Regions from separate parts of the Mus musculus genome. Here region 1 is linked to region 2. The links are chromatin loops, found by intact Hi-C in ENCODE. Cell type or tissue: left cerebral cortex. All regions are shown on one strand. Each heading gives the region's core, and the rest is flanking DNA. Links, peaks and the distances in the headings are about the cores only. Region 1 overlaps Hcn2 (hyperpolarization-activated, cyclic nucleotide-gated K+ 2). Region 2 holds the start of Misp (mitotic spindle positioning).

Region 1 (8,322 bases), core at 4-8,003, 99 kb after region 2:
ATCTTCCAGGGCATAGGAAGAAGCACAGTAACACTTGGTGAGATTGTCTAAAGGTCTCCCCAAATTCGAGTATCCTGAGGGTCCTAGCTGTATGACTCCATAGGGTAGGAGGGGTTCCATGGGGGCCCCAAGACTATCTGTCCTCCAGCCTTGCTTCTGAACCTATAACCACATGTGAGATGTCCCCCCACCCTGTCCCTCATCTGCCATCTAATAATGAGCATCCTCCCACCTACCCCCATCCCGGTTACAGACCTTGCACATTTCTCTGGGATCCCACCCTGGGCCTCTATCCCAGACATATCTGGCGCCCCCTCCCCCACTTCCCTTAAGGCTCTAATCGTAAGGGTCCTGCCCAATGCCCCAAGCAGTTCCTCCTTACAACCTTGCTCCCCCACTGGTGGCACTCAAGGCCCCACTCTACAGCTTTGACTCTACCCTAAGAAACCCATCTTAGTTCCTGATAGAGGTCCTCAGCCTTGGCCACACCCACAACCCAAAGCCCCTCCTTGATGGAATCCGCATCCGTGTGGGCCCTGCCCCAGAGTGAGGTTCTCTCCCTGTAGTTTTCACCCAGCTACACCCCAAAGCCTTAGACCTATAGCTCCGGTCTGTTTCTTATGACAAGGCCCCACACCCAGAGCAGTGGTGTAAATGTCTCTCAATGGCACTCCAAGTCAAAGCTCTGGTCCTAACGCCATAGCCACACCCTCACCAAAGTCCCACCCTCAGATAATTGGCTCCTCCCACAGAATAGACTTTAGTCCCACCCAAGCTTGAGGTTTCGCTCCCACACCCAAGGCCTCATCTTCAACCCCTAGACTTAGTCTCCAACATCCCGTGACCATGCTCCTGCCCTGTCCACAATCAAGGCCCCAACACCCCAAGCCCAGCATCCTCAGACTCTACATCTCTGGTGGCCCTAGCTTCAATTATAGCCTTGATCCTGCCCAGATGCAAGGTACTCATGACCACATTGCTGGGGTTCTGAACATGCTTGGTCCTCTCCCTGCCCCTCACCTCTTCCCACTGGTGGATATATCGGATGAGCCGTGATAGCCGCAGCAGCCGCAGCAGACTGAGGATCTTGGTGAAGCGCACGATGCGCAGAGCACGCGCTGTCTTGTAGACCTCGGAGTCGATTCCCTTCTCCACTATGAGGAAGATGTAGTCCACCGGGATGGATGACACGAAGTCCACCACGAACCACGTACGCAAGTACTTCTTCTTTATCTTCTCGGGGTCCAGGATGATCTCCGTGTTGTCCTCAATAACAATGCCGGTGCGGAAGTTCAACACCAAGTCCATGAGGAAGAAAGTGTCCGAGACCACGTTGAAGACGATCCAGGGCGCGGTGGTCTCGTCCTTGAAGAAAGTGATGCCCACGGGAATGATAATGAGATTTCCCACCATGAACAACAGCATGGTGAAGTCCCAGTAGAACCTGGAGAGAGGCAGGATGCTCACAGCTCTTGGCCTTGGCGTCAGTGGGGCCCCCTTCCTCAACCCAGGGTGGTCTCCCTCTGGGACCCCCACCCCAAGGTGGGTCTCCAGGACCCCAATGCAAGGTGGTCTCTCTCTGAGACTTCATCTCAGAGTGGTCTCCCTCTAGGACCCCCACTTCAAGGTGGTCTCCCTCTTGGACCCCATCCCTAAGGGGATCTCTTTCTGGGGCCCCAACCCTAAGGGGTCTTTTTCTGGGACCCCAGATCATAAAACAGCCTCTGGGACTCTTACTGCATGACAAGGACAGGACTTCCTCAAAGAAGCCTCCTGACCCCAAGCAGCCAGGGTCGCTCTCTCTGACCCACTCTGACCTTGCCTTGAAGGTACCTCCAGACCGCAGAGAAGGCTTAAAATAGACTAAACATTTCACATGACCAAAGAGGGACAATGTGCCTGGCACAAGTCTGGCTTTCAGAAAGGATGGAAGTGCCTGGGACCGGGAGAGGGCACACTGCTGGGTGTGGCTGGGAGGCTGAGAGCCAGGCGGGCAGAGGGTCGGGCTTCCACTGGTTCACACCATAATGAGGCCGCAGCTCCCATAGGGCACAGCTGGTCACCTCAAGAAACACTTTGGAGAACTAGGTATGGTGGAAACAGATGTCATCCCAGCACTCGAGAGGAGGAGGCAGATGGTTCTTTGTGAGTTCAAGGCCAACATGGTCTACAGAGCAAGTTCCAGAACAGCTAGGGCTACATAGTGAGACCCCTGTTTCAAATCAAACAAACAAAAATGGAGGGGTATCTCTGTATACTTAGACAGTATCAGCCCCTTTATATCCCTTGAGATCTGTCACCACCCACTGGAATTTGGGGCTTCCCACAGGCACAGAGCCCACTGTTTCTAGAGCAGGAAACCTAGGGTACTGGCCAGAATCGGCTCAAAGGAGTGACGTGTCAGAGGTGCAGTGTCTGGAGCCGATGTCTCAGAGCTTGCCTGTGAGCTGGCTCCTTCTGCTGGCCTGTACTTCATGGGCACAGTTATAAACACCATGCCCAGCAGGCGACCAGCACTTCAGAGAGCTGAGCTCAAGGAAACAGTCCAAAGAAGAGAGAAAAAAATTAAAAAGTGATTTGTATTGGGACATTTACAGCAGCTCAGACTGCGAGCCAACGGCTGGCAACACCCAGTGTCTCTCAGCTCAGCTCCATGCTGGCACCTGCCATGCACGAGTGACCTTGGACAAGTTCTTCTGTCTTCAGCCAGTATGGGGTGAAGCCCTTTAGTGGGCAGACTCTGGCATTCTATGGATGTGTAATGTCCCTCACAACCACTCTTGGTAGGGATAAGACCCCCAGAGCTCAGGATAACATCACCTAACCTCAGGAGCAAAATCAAATAACAGATTTAAAGTTGTTTTTTCTTTGTAAATTCTGTGTGTGTGTGTGTGTTCTCTCTGGGAGGTCCCTGCGCATGTGCAAGGAGCCAGAGGGGGGAGGGTCTGACTCCCCAGGAGCCCGATGAAGAGGAAGAAAACCCCCGCTTCTCTTCAAGAGCACTGCAGGGCATCTTTCAGCCATAAATAACCACTTTCAATCTGGGCATGGATTGAGACAGCTTCGGTGGCTCAGACCATGACGAGAGAGCCTGTTCGTCAATAGGCACTCTGAACTGCTGTCTCCAGAATCTGCCATGTAGTCTGGGCCAACATCTTCCTCTCTGGGCTGAGGATGCCCTCCTTCTCTTTGGAGAAAGAGCCATTGAGTAAACCAAAGGTCAATAGTGACTAGAAACCACCATTGGTGGACACAGCAGCCACCTACGGAGGTGGAAAGCTGAAAACGACTCAGGGTGGGCCTAGAAACCACAAGGGAACCTAGAAACCACTGGGGATGGAGGCTTTCAACGGTGATGGGGAGGAGGCTTAGAGATGATCAGAGAGACCTAGAATCAACTGAAGACGTACAGCAGGCATCTCTTTCTAGGCTGCAGCCGCCCCCAAGCTTCTTTTCCCTTCCTGGGGTGGTCAGAGCCAGGCAGATTTCCCACTGAGGCTCAGGGTTTGCTCAGAGAGAAGTGGGGCCCAGGACTCAGTCTGGCCTGTTCTCTATCCGGAGGAGCCATCCTGTCCAGGAAACTCCCTCAGTGACTGCATCTCCAGGTCACATGGTATGGCCTGCTTCGCCCCCCCACCCCCCAGGGCCTGAGGAGAGGGAACAGGTGGTTGCTGTCCTGGCTGCCCTGGTAGGGTGGGGTCTGCCCGCTTTAACACACGTGGCTCTGGCCCTCATCCTCACCAGTCAACCTGGTTCCCCACAGATATGGTCAGGAGTGGAAAGGGAAGGATCAGAAGTCCCACACCAAGGGAAAACAAGCCAGGCACATCTAGATCCCTAGGGCTCTGCAGAGGTCCCCTCCTCCACCTCACCAGCCCCAAGTCCCTGAGACAGACGTCAAGCTTGAGGAGACAGGACCTGGGATGGTGGGTAGATCAGACACAGCTCTGATTTCTCTCCTAGGCTGTGCATCCTTGTATAGTGTCCCACCTTCTCTGAGGCTCCAGGCCTTATCTGTCCTGCCCCCAAGCAGGGACCTCAGGGTCATCTATGCACAGGCCAGTCCTCTGGAAGTTGTATGCCTATCATCCCCACCCTCTAGAAGTTGAGGCAAGAGAAGCAAGAGTTGGAAGACATCCTTAGCTACAAGGTGAGTTTGAGGCCCGCATAGGCCACATGAGACTCTGTCTCAAACAAAACAAATAAATCCCCCAATAAACAACAATGAGTCCTGATGACTGCCTAATTCTGTGAGGACTCTCAGTACCATGCTGTGGACCCAGCTCAGGGGTCAAAGGGAAGATTCATTGGGAGACAAGAGAAGAAGTCTCCCCTGCTGACTCTCAGACTGAGCCCTCACTCACCCATAGGTGAGTTCTGGATAGCTCTCACCAAATGAACCTTGTTCCTGCTCAGCTGTGCAGCCGTTCTGAGCTCTGAGGCCCATGGATAACACAGAAAAGACCCGCCATTCTTAGCTGGACTCTTCTGGGATGGGTCACACCCCCACTTAGAACAGCTGGGATCCCAGGAGCTGACAGCTGAGCCCTCAAAGCCATCCATGGTCAGGCGTCGACAGACCAACAATGACAGCCAGGCAGTTCTGAGATGTGGCCAAAAACCCTCTGGGATCGCAGATCCAAGCAAAACCAGGTGGGTTAGAGGCCAGGGGTTCCATGCCAGGCTCTGACAGAGGATCAGGGCCTGAGCCTACTGAGTCCTCAGAACAGGAGTCAGGGTTAGAGTTGGAAACCCCGGTGCAAAGACAGCTGCAGTCCCAGGTGCACACATGTGTAAAGGTTCACCATCCACCAAGCACCAGGGACACAAAGTGACCAGGAAATGTAGATAGATAGCCACACACATACCTGCTCCCCAACACCCCACTCCTATGGGAGTTGGTTGAGGAGAAAATGTCCATCAAGTGGGATTTGTGCTAGATGCCAGGGTGTGGGAGATGGACCTGGGTACAGTGTTCGGGAACACTGCTTGAAGGTGGCAAGCATTCAAGAACTGATGGTCTCAGGGAGAGGTGGTGCCCAGGCAGTCACAACAGCTGGTAAAAAAGGCCCTGAGGCCACTCACCGTGGGTGGGGCTTCCCAGGTGGAGGTGGAGGGGTGGAAGATACCAGCCTGAGCAGGTAGAGTATAATCTATGACACTCAGGAATGATGCCAGGGTGGCTAGTGGGGGTGGGGATATCTGATATTGTACTTGAGTGTACGTTGGAAGCAGACTAGGCCAGGGCAAGGGGAGGGGTCCCGCCAGAAACCCTGAAGCGATAGCCTTGGGGTGCAGGTCCTAGAAAAAGAGGGCCTTGCCCTCTCCAGAGACTTCTTTCATAGCATGGAGAGCTTCAGGTCCCAACACTCCCATGTGGGAGGCAGGTGCATGCCCAAACCCCATATCCTCCCTGAGAATGAGATTTATTCTAGGGCCTTGATAAAGGGCACATTTCCAGGGATTTACATGCAGGACCCTGACCTCACAGGATGCAGGGATGCAGGACCCTGACCTCACAGGATGCCCTGGCCATCAAGTGTGTGTGCTGGGGGTGTGTGGAGGAGGGTGTGGCAGGCTCAGAACCAGCATCCACAGTTCTGGGCTGGGTCTATGGGCTTCTGAGGCTGCCTGGCTCTCCCCTCTCCCTTCCTCAGGTATCCGCTGCTCTGATTCCCAGCTTGAGCATGGACATCCAGGCCTGGAACACTTCCCCATAAGAACCTTCAAACTTGCTTCTCCATGAACCTTCTCAGGGCCAGGGCTGACGCTCAGAAGCAGCAGGTAAAACCGGGTGAGGTGGTGACTATCTGTGATCCTAGCAGGTGGGAGGATGAGGCAGGAGGATTGCCGTAAGTGGGAGGTCAGCCTGGGCTACAGAATGAGATCTCAAATTGGGACATCAGTGGGTAGCACACTCTTCTAACATGCACAAAGCCTGGGTCACAATTCCAGCAACACAGAAACTGAGCATGGTGGACCATTCCTATCTCCTCCCTAGCACTCAGGAGGGTCAGGAGTTCAAGGGTATCCTCCATCAGAGTGAGTTTAAGACAAGCCTGAGCATCAGGAGACCCAGGACCACCCCAGGAAAAAAAACCTGGGAGCAATGAGATAGCTCATTGAATAAAAATGCCTACCACCAAACCTGATGAACTGATTGGATCCTAGGACCCACGAGTTAGGAGAGAGCTGGCTCTGCATCCTGCCTTCTGACTAACAGCACGTAAGTACCATGGTGTCCCCAGACACAATATGTAAATGGAATAAAGATTGAAATACTAGAAGATCCTTCCAGACACATCAGACACCTGTCCCCGTCCCCCACACCACAACCTCCTCGAGTCATGAGAAGTTGAGGCAGAAAGGCCTAAAGTGATCTCCAGGCACCCTGAGTCCTCGGGGACTCTAGGATGGAATTCTGCCAAGAACCTGGCTCCTCTGGGTCCCTGTAGACTGCATGCCGCAGGCAACCAATACCCAAAGGCCCTGACATCCCACAGCCCTGCCTCCCTTGCTGTTTGCAATGACTCCCCCTCTCCCTCCTGCCGGGCAGGGAGACAAAGTCACCAACCTAGTCACCAAAGTCCCATCCAGATGTCAGGCATGCCAGCCAAGTCACAGGACTGAGCCACTAGGGAACCAAGTCAGAGCCAACACGGGGAGCTGCCCAGTCCCTGGGTAGGGATGGAAGATCCCTGCCCACTACTCGGCATAAGGAATTAAAAAATACACATATTATGTACATAGATATTGCCCACCTGAGGTATAACAATGTCTGAACGACTTTTCCTATCCTCGGGGTAGGATCTTCTTCTTTTTTTTTTAATGTTCAATTAATACTGTTGGGCTTAGTGGTACACACCTGTTATCCCAGTTACTCAGGAAACTGAGGCAGGAGGATGCTCAATTCAAGGCCGCTGAGCAACACAGTGAAATTCTGTCTCAGAACAAAAAGTAGAAAGTGGGCTGAGGGTGTGCAGGGTTCATCAGTAGAGGGCTAACCTGGACTTCATCCAATCAATCAATGTTTTAGGCGACAACACACTTGGTGTTTCCAACAGCCCCTAGAGGCTCTGGAGACCATCTTGGTCAACATTTAATCAGAAAGTTCTGGAAGGGCCACAAGTCCCCAGACATGAAAGGTGGGTGGCCCCAAGTACTAGCTTTGAATTTTGATGGCCACACTGACTCCTCTAACCCCAGGTACACCCTTGCTCCCCTTCTGTTTGCTCTGGTTCTCCGGGCAAGACTCTTGGTCTGTGAATCTCTCCATAGTTGAGGGCTATGGCAGCCACAGCATGCACAGGGCCCGGCTAGCACCTGCACCCACAAGGCCTCAAGGTAGGAGCTCAGTTTCTTCTCAAAGCCTCCCATTCCCACGCACCTTCAAACCAGCCACAGGTCAGGACTGCAGGCAAGAACCCAAGCCTAAGGGTGGCCTTATGTCCCCACCTCTAACCTGGGCATAAGGCACTCAGGCTAGGGTATTCAAGAACAAATCCTGTTGGCTCTAACCCCTGGGCATCTTCCCCACACCTAGGTTCCTGGTAAAGGTGGCATTCTGGTCTCAGGGAGGTTGTTCGTGGGCCTCTATTTGCTCAATTATCAAGCACTGGAGAAGGGACAAGCAGGAGCCGCCACAGGTCCTGGAGCTGTCCGTGGTCCTGAAACTTCAAGCTACAGTTTTCGGGATAGGGAAGCATCCTGTCTTCAAATCTGCACCCTAACTGTCACCGCAGATAGGGTCATTAGCCTGCATCCCTTGCACGCAGCTCTCCCTATGGCCCTCGAGTGTACACCCACTCGGGACACACGCGCGCGCACAGCTAGCATCCCAACAGGTACTTCTAGAGACCCACCAGCCACACCTCTAGGGACACGCCTCCCCTTGATCCACCGAAACACGCCTCCCCAGGACCCTCTCGGGCATCACATCACAAGCTCGCTCGGAAAGGAGAGACAGACGCAAACACTCGGGTCATGGCCCTACGCCAGCTTCTTTCGCTGCACGCAGCAGCCAACTCAGGCCACGTCCGTAGCCACACACCCGGGATGTGTGGGTACTCGGAACGCGCCCGCCCCGGGCGCAAGTGGAGACCGTGGGAACGCGAGGCGCCCGCTTAATAACGCCCTCCCCGAGGCCTCCCGAGCGCGTCCTTTCCCATGCGTCCTTCCTTATTTCTTCCTTCTTTCCTTCCCTTCTTTTCCTTCCTCCTCCTTTTTCTTCCTTTCTCCTTTCTACCCATCTTTCCACCCTCATTTCTGCTCCGCGGCCTACGGGCACCCACGTTCCCCTCTATTCGTCCTCTCCACCCCTAT
Region 2 (8,322 bases), core at 20-8,019:
CAATCAAGGTCAGCCTTACACCTGAGACTGTAGGGGTCCCACCAGGGCCCTTCCCCCTCTCCAGGGCACAGCCCTGTTCCTCACACTAACTCCCAGGTCTTTGCACCTGACCTTCACAGACAGTCATTGGGCTCTGGTTCTTGGCAATGGATGATGCCGAGTGGGGAAACTGAGGCTCAGAACGTGTAGCAAAGCTTGTCTCCCAGTTCTCACACCTTGGTTCTCTGCTTCAGACAGCACCTGGCCCCATCTCAACAGCACCTGCCTCAGCTCCATAAAGCCAAGAGCTGGGAGTGCCTTGGACCTTGTCCCTGGTCCTAGGCGGGGCTCAGAGCCATAGATGACACACTGACTTGTTATCTGGAACTCAACATTTCCCGCAGCTCCTTCCCAGACACTCGCATTTCCTTTCACTTTTGTTTCTTCAGTCTCCTGACTCTGAAGGGCAGTTCTGGAGCCCCACTCAGATAGTGCTCAAGGAAACAACCGATTCTGCAGTCCAGAGAGTCACCAATCTCAGCAAGCATGCAACCCCAGCTCCCCACCAAGGGATTCTAGGCGGGTCTCCACCCTTGAGCCCTGTCCCCTATCCATTCCTCTTTGTATTTTGAAGCAGAGTATGTTAAGTGGCTGGGCTTTCCCAGCACTCCTAGCAGTGTTGTGGAGGGTAATCCCTTTTCCCTTCCACAGCTCTTCTGAAATTGGGAGGATTTCATTCTGTGTGGATAGGCAGTCCTAAGATATACAGCAAGTATTAGTCAAGACTGGCTCATTGAACCCTGCTGTTCCTGGGTGCTCAGTCACTGGCCTTCCAGCTGACTCCCATCCGCCGGCCCAGAGCTGCTATGCACCCATGTTTCCTGGCTGACTGATACATATGCAGTATTTTATGGCCCTTGTTGTCCAACAGTCAGACATGACCTCTGGAGAAAGGGTGTCTCCCCTCCATAGGTGGGGTTCCCATTCTTCTCCTGTGATTCAGGTCAGAGGGTGGAGTTCTGGGTCGGAATTCAAGGCCACTGGGCCCCTCTCTGATATGGGCTCCGCTGGCAAGACAACCTTGCCAAGGATCTATAAAACTGACTTCTGCTGGATATAATGGCCCACTCTTTTTGCCCCAGTGGGATGCAGAGGCAGGAGGATATCTGTGAGTTCTAGGCCAGCCATGGCTACATAGGGAGACCCTGACTCCAAAAACCAAAAACAATAATAACGAAAACAACGATAAAACCTAACTCAGCTCTAGGAGCCTGGTCATACAGCAAGCATTCTATAGATGCTTCCCACTGGCTGTAGATCTGACACTCCAAATCCAGCAGGGGTCTCAAGGTCTCCTACCAGCCAGTCCGAAGAAGCCCTGTGGGCTACAAAGGGTCCCTTCAAGGCCTCCATCTCCCGACAAGGGTCGTTTGTTAGTCCTGGGTCGATCAATCACCTCAAACATTAATGTCCTTTTCAGGGTTCGTGAGAACCAGGGACAAGAGGCCAATTTTGTCTCTGCCCTGAAGGAACTTGGGCACAGACAATTGAAGCTAGTTCACAGAGATGATGGGGGTGGTGGTTTCCAAAGCCCATTTCTTCCCAGTTACCACTAGGGAAGGCTCCAGGCAGCCTGCCCCACCCAGCCGCACCCTGGAACTGTGACTCCCTATTGAAACTGGGTTTATGGTCCCCGTGGGTGCACCTGCTTCCTCCTACCCGCGGGGCAAAGGCTCCTTGGTGAGGGCCACCACCTAGTAGGATGGCGCCCTTAGGTGTCCTCTCTCCTGTCCCTTAGGGCCTCTTTGTTGCCTACATAGCTGGCCCTGGAGAAACCTGTCAAGGCTTATCTCTGACCCTGGACCCTGGACAAGCCCAAGCCTGAACAGCCAGGCATGGCACCGCTGGTTTCTTCAAATCAGGCCCTGAATCCATGGGGCCTCACAGACCAGCCCAGGGTCTTTGGTTCCAGCCTCTTTCTCAGTGAACTAGGTTTTGGTGTTCTGGCATTTAGGTACGAATGGAAGCCTTATCCACAGCAGGCTCAGGTTTTCTTTTGGGTTAGTGGATGACAGAGCAGGCTCTGATATCCAGGGGGACAACGGGGGGGGGGGGGCCCAGCCGGGGCCAAGAGTGGCGAAATACAGACGAGGAAAGGGATTCCTGTGGCCCCCTGGAGGCCTACCAACCCTGCCAGTAGGCACACCACAAACAGACCCCTTCTCCTTCTGCACGTGCCTCACCTTACCCGGCTCCAGACTCCCAGCTTCCGGGACTCCCAGCGTCCCCCGCCTCACCTGCCAGCTCCAGGTGCCCAGGCCACCTCCCAGCCTCAGGCTCTGTCCTCTGCAGGAAAGGCCCCCGGGCTCCGCCCCGGCCACATGTTGCTAAGGGGACAGAGGCCCCACCCAGGAGCAGGTGGGCCCCTCCTCTCAGTCCCCACCCGGACCTGGGAAACAAAGTCCAGAGAAGACAGAAAAACGATACTCAGGCTGACGAGGGCGGGCACCGTGCCCGCTGCAGGCCTTGGCCCTACAAAGCCGGAACTGAGCCTCTGCCTGGTTTCCCGGCTTCCCACCTTCCCAAGTCCTGCTGACTGAGGCGGGGTGCATCCCTGCGGAACGAGGAGACTGAATCCCAAGCCTGGGCTAGCTTGTGGGACCCCTTTGAATCTCTGTCTCTTCTTTCGATCAATGCCCTATTTGATCCAGGCAGGCTGAAGGACAGATGTGCACGATGTTTCCAGACTAGCAGATACCACGGCAGGATTAGGAAACTCAGGGCCTGGGTCTCGAATTGCTGCTCTCTAGAAGGGGGTCTGTGGGGCTTCCGGCTGGTTCCTCCCCAACCCTCTGACCCTCCCTTACTCATCCAGGAAATGGGAATTCTCCCTGTCACATTCACAGAAAATTTCATATGAAACGATGACGCCTTCAGAAACACCCAGCGCGAAGCCAGGTACAGAGAAAGAGGCCTACACCCCAGTACTCAGGAGGCTGAGGCAGTGGGATTGCTATTCGTTTGAGGTCAACTTTGGCTACAGAGTGAGACCTCTCTCAAAAACTCAAAGGTAATCATGTAAAACGCCCAGGAACACGGACCGAACAGGTCAGACCCCACCATACCCCTCTGGCAGCCCACGGCCTGTGTGTGGGGCCTGGGCATAGTGCTGGGGTTCCTGGCCTCCCGTGGGCGGGCTTGTGAGGTCCCTCTGAATCTCTTGTCTTCCCTTCTTCCCTCCAGTCCGTGGTCCCCCAGCTGGACTCCAGGGGCCCTTGACAGATGTGGTGCCCATCACCTACCATCGAGGAGACAGTCAAAGCCAGGGTTGAGACAGCAGTTTTCCCAAAGCCCCCTTGGGCCCCTTCATCCCTATTTAGCAGAAGTGGGCATTGAAGTGCAGTGCATATCCAGTCCCACAGGTCGGATGGATTTGAATTAGCACCTCCCTCCGTACATCGTAGGTACTCCACCATACCAACCACCTTTCATGGGGAAACTGAGTCCTGAAAGGGCCTCTGATTGAGCCCACACACCTGACATCTCAGTACTCAGGAAACTAATGCAGGAGGATTACTTAAAGAGTTTGAGGTCAGCTTGGTTATAGGCCTTTTACTCAAGTCTGGAATACCCAGTGTGTTGGGAACACAGGACTCCTAGACATCTATTTTATACAGATAGGGCAACTGAGGCCAAAGGAAAAAAAATTCTCCAAAAAAAAAAAACATGAAAAAAAAGGGGGGTACTCCTCTACTATGCAGAACCTGGCTCAGAACTTGTGGGCTATCTGTGAGGACCTCTCTACTCTCAACATCACAGCCCAAGGACATGGGTGTGGAAGATGTGGAGACCGAGGCCCGTGGGGGTGGCTGGCCACAGCTGTCGCTTACCTGACCAGGTGCCGCAGAGTCCTGGCGAAAATGCCCAGTGAGGGCTGCAGCAGCCGCAGGGGAGAAGTTTCTCCTGTGCTCTACAGGACCCAGCCTTTTTATGGCTCCACCACTAGGAGGCCGCACCCCTTCCCGCCCAGGTGAAACCCAAGAACTTCAGCAACCTGGCTCTACACACTTTTTTTTTTTTTTTTTTTAATTTGTTTCTCTGGGAAAGTCAAGAACATGGGGGTGAAGGGCGGGGCCTTGCCACACGTCAAAAGCAGAAGGGGGCAGCAAGGGCACTTCAGCCGAGGCTCAGGGCTTGAGGAACTCAGGCAGACTCAAAGGAGGAGGAAGACGGGGGTGCCATGACCACGGCCATAGCTCACCCTCAGGAAAGTGCGCCTCTCCTCCAGGCCACGGGAAGGACAGGACACAGACCCCGTGGCCTCTGCTTGAGCCCCTACTGTAGCTGCGGGTAGTGACGGGGCCCGCAGGAGGCCCTGCACCCTGCTGCACACCAGGCTGGGGTCCCAAGGAAAGGGACCTAGACCAGGCGTGGTCCTTTGAAGTTGAGTCAGCTCCTGTGTGCAGGGTTGTGCCTCTGGGGACCAAAGTGGCTACTGCTGCCTGCCCGAAGGTTGGTGACCCTCTGCCAGGCTCCCGTCAGGCCAGGTGGCAGATGGGGGGGGGTCCCTTACTCCCACCCAAAGTGTGTGTGGAGCAGCCTAAACCTGCCTGGATATGCTAGGTTTTGTGGCGCTGGCAGACATACCCACTGACTTCTAGGGTATGGGGGTATGTGGGAAACCCAGGACCCTGGTCCAAACCAACTAGAGAAGAGGGCAGAGGTGACCCCAAAGCTCCCAAAATTAGCACCAGGAAGAAGGGCCCAGTGTGTGCATGGTGGGGGTGGGGGTGGGACTCAGGACAGGGAGTGGCTTGGCTGGCCAACAATGACTCCATCCTGCGGGTGATTGTTCTATCCCCGGTGAAGAGTTTCCCCTGCTTTGAGCTCTGCTACCTATGGGAGGGGATCCACAGGTGCCCATCCTCCTCCCTAGAACTTCAAGACTTTGAGTCCCCAAAGAACTGTGGCCTCACTCCACCTGCCCACATTAGGTCGCTGGCGCCTTGGCCAGGGAGACCCTTTCTGGTCCCCTCGAAGACTCCCCAAAAGTAACGATAAGGCACAGACAGGCTGGCCTGGGGCGGCAAGGGGACACCAGGCTGGGACCACGGTGGGCATAAGCCGCCTGTGTAAACCTGCTGTGACCTGGACTGAGGGGTCCCCATTCTTAGAGGGGCTGATATGGGCTGGCCTGTCTCTCACCAAGGGGTGACCCACGGCTCAGAGGTTCGGGGTGAGTGTGGAGTGTGGTGACGGGCAGAGCACCCCCCACCCGAGACTCGAGGTGCATAGGGATCACACACGTGTCTGGGGCCTGTGAGGCGGAGGGTGAGGGTGGGCAGGCGCCGGGGAGGGCCGGGCTGCTGGGTTTGAGTGTGGAGCATAGGACGGGGACCGGGGACTAGGGTGCCCCGACGGCTCACATGACAGAACAACATCTACAGCGAGGCTTCTTCATGTCAAGATCCTGGGTGTCGCTGGGCGTGGTCGTGGGCCCCGTCTGGTTCTCCTCCTTGGTGGCCGGGAGCTCAGCAGCGCTGCCATTGAGAGGTGCGGGCTCCCTGGGCGTGGCCGCGTCTTCAATCACCACCAGTTCAGCCTTGATGGTGTCCTGCAGGCCCAGTACCTTCTTGGTTTCTGCTTCATCTTCCACGTTCTGATAACCCATGAAGACCATGGTGACCGGGGGCTCCTGACCGGGCTGGATGCCTGGTGGGCCTGATGTGGCCTCTCCTGGTTGAGCCTCAACTCCTGTGATCTCCCTTCTGGACGGCGTGGTCCTGGTGACATCCTCTGCGAGTCCCCGAGGCTCCGCTGGCCCAGCTGTGGACCCTGCCTCGCTCAGTGTGACCTCATCGGCCTTGTGAATGAGTTCGTCCACCTCGGAGGAACTTAGAGGCTGGATCCCGTTCTCAGCGATGCCGTCCACGGCATGGACCACTGCGTGGGGACACAGAGAGAGTGTTAGCAGGCCGGCGCTGGGGCAGAGCCCGGAGGCTGAGGCAAATACCAGCCTTGACAGCCAGCTCTGGTGGTAAACATCTGTCATTCCAGCGCTCAAGGAGACTGAGGTAGGAGGATTACCACGCTCTCCTGCCCCAGCTTCCTGGGTGCTGGGACAACAGGTATGCACTATCAGGCCTGGCTGTCACTTTCTGAGTTATGAGGATCTAAATAAGGACAATGTCTCCTCACCGACGGGAACAGCTGTCTACAGCCCCAGAGCACACCTGAACCTCAGCTCTGCAAACTCCTCTGGGATCCTAGACTTCAGGAGGCGCAGATAGGGTGGTTCCAGGAATCTAATGAAGGGTCAGGGCTACCACCCTCAGATGTTAGCTTCCCAACCCCTGGAGAAGAGTCCCTGTGCCTGGTCTCTTGGTGACACTGGAGGTGCAGAAGGTGGGGTCGAATCTCTCCCATGGGCCTGGGCCTCTAAGATGAGAATTCAAGCCATCAGTCTCCACGGAAACAGATCTCCTGCTGTTACCAAGCAACCAGGGTCCAGTCTAGCTGGTTCTGGGTCCCCAGAGAGACTGTGCAGAGGTGGGTGGAATGGCCCAGGGTGGAGCCCTGTGGAGTCACTCTGGGAGTGGCAATGGATATCATCAGCCTTGCTGTCCTTCATAAACAGTCACATCCACTGGGGCCAGCAAGTCCCACGTCAGTTACACCCGAGATAAAGCATGTGTGCACACAGAAACATGCCCAGTACTAAACATACACAGCACAGTCCTTCCACACTCTCTGACACACACATAGCATGGAGGGACCTTAAGGACACCGCGTTTGCTCAGTGAGAAACCCAGACACAAAAGGCCACATAGTGGGGATCTCCGTGATAGGAACTGTGTGAAAGTGCAATCCTGAGACTCTGTGTGTGTGTGTGTGTGTGTGTGTGTGTGTGTGTTCATGGGTGTAATGGAACGGGCGATAGCTTGTTGGGGTGGGGACTTCCTTTGGGGTAATGCAATGTTCTGAAAGTATATAAAATTACTGTACACCAGGGGCCAAACCTCCTAAATCACAAACTGTAAAAAGGAGAATTATATGGTATGTATTTATTTCTTTAAAAAAGGGATGGGGTGGGGACCAATTTGACTTTATGGTTCCTGCTAAAAAATGTCCCGGATTAGATGTATCTAGTTTCCTCAACATCACTTCCCCACAGATCCGTCCATTAAACACCTATAATGCCAGTCAGGAAAGCCAGAAAGACCAACTTAGAATTCCACAGGGGGTAGGATGGAGGTGAAGGCTTAGGGGTGGAGCCCCCACCTAGAATCCCCCAGTGAGGGGCTGGGGGCATGATCAGGGGTGGAGCCTTGCCTAGAATCCCCCGGTGAGGGGCTGGGGTGTGGTTAAGGGTGGAGCCCTGCCTAGAATCCCCCAGTGAGGGGCTGGGGCATTAGTTGTTAGCCTTTGCCTAGCACTCTGGAGGCTCTGACTTTTATCCTTAGCATCCAGACACATAAAATTAGATCACTTCTATACCAATATCCCTCCACCCAGGCCACCCATCGATTTCAGGCCACAGTCCCTTCTCCCTTGTAGCTCAAAGCCCTTCTTCTTCTTGTTTTGTTTTGTTTTTAAAATTTATTTATTATGTATACAGCATTCTGCTTGCATGTATGCCTGCAGGCCAGAAGAGGGCACTAGATCTCATCATACAGCCACCATGTGGTTGCTAGGAATTGAACTCAGGATCTTTGGAAAAGCAGCCAGTGCTCTTAACCTCTGAACCAACCATCTCTGCAGTCCCCACAGCCCTTCTTTCAGTATTCACCGTCTGCTCACCTCAGGGCCTTTGCACAATCTGTGGCTCCTGCCAGGTGCTGTTTCCTTCCCTTGGCTATGCAACTGGGGGCCTCTGGGAAGCTCCCTCCTTGCTTCAACTTTGAGTGGCAGTTAAGAGCTTTACAATGAATGGCTGAACCTGCCTCTAGATTTCACCTCAGTGCTCAGCATACAGCCCAGGTTCTGAGTGACTAACCAGGCCAGGAGAAAGGGCTGGGCAGGGCAACCTAGGCTCTGCAGCAGGCACAGGCTTCTCATACCTTTTGTTTCGTCCTCGTAGACTTTCACGCCCTGAGGGAGTGGGTCCCGGGGGAGCACTGTGGTGCTGGACAGCACCCTGGTCTCCCCGGTCACCTTGTCCTTCTCGACCGTGATCTCCACCGAGTACATGGCTGATACGAGAGGCACGGGGTTACCCCACGACCCATCTGCCCTCAGGTGCCCCCCGCCGGGCTACGGCCAAGCCAGGGAAGAAAGATAGCGGCAGAGCCAAGCAGCGATGGCAGTCACGCCAGGGATGCTGAGCACACTGGGATGCTGAGC

The links. A loop is a pair of places that touch in the nucleus more often than their neighbours do. Peaks named below come from ENCODE experiments on the same cell type or tissue, not always from the same donor. Only the 100,000 strongest peaks of a DNase experiment are listed, where the experiment ranks them.
Region 1: it touches region 2 in a loop (2.0-fold over the local background); 2 of 42 quality-filtered maps call a loop at or near these places.

Annotation. Positions count from the first base shown.
Region 1 is chr10:79,717,510-79,725,831 of GRCm38, reverse strand. It overlaps Hcn2 (hyperpolarization-activated, cyclic nucleotide-gated K+ 2), which reads right to left. Exons shown (of 8, transcript NM_008226.2): 2 at 1,021-1,444. Among named protein-coding and RNA genes, the nearest start is that of Hcn2, 5.0 kb to the right of the region's middle. In left cerebral cortex, for the core only: no CTCF peak of the experiment used is centred there; a DNase peak (open chromatin) is centred at 7,749; H3K4me3 peaks cover 953 bases; H3K27ac peaks cover 1,168 bases.
Region 2 is chr10:79,816,641-79,824,962 of GRCm38, reverse strand. It overlaps Palm (paralemmin), which reads right to left. Exons shown (of 9, transcript NM_023128.4): 8 at 8,040-8,171; 9 at 4,067-5,922. The coding sequence ends at 5,402. It overlaps Misp (mitotic spindle positioning), which reads right to left and starts at 3,942. Exons shown (of 5, transcript NM_030218.2): 1 at 3,870-3,942. In left cerebral cortex, for the core only: CTCF peaks have their summits at 2,188 (motif pointing left), 3,983 and 7,634 (motif pointing right); no DNase peak of the experiment used is centred there.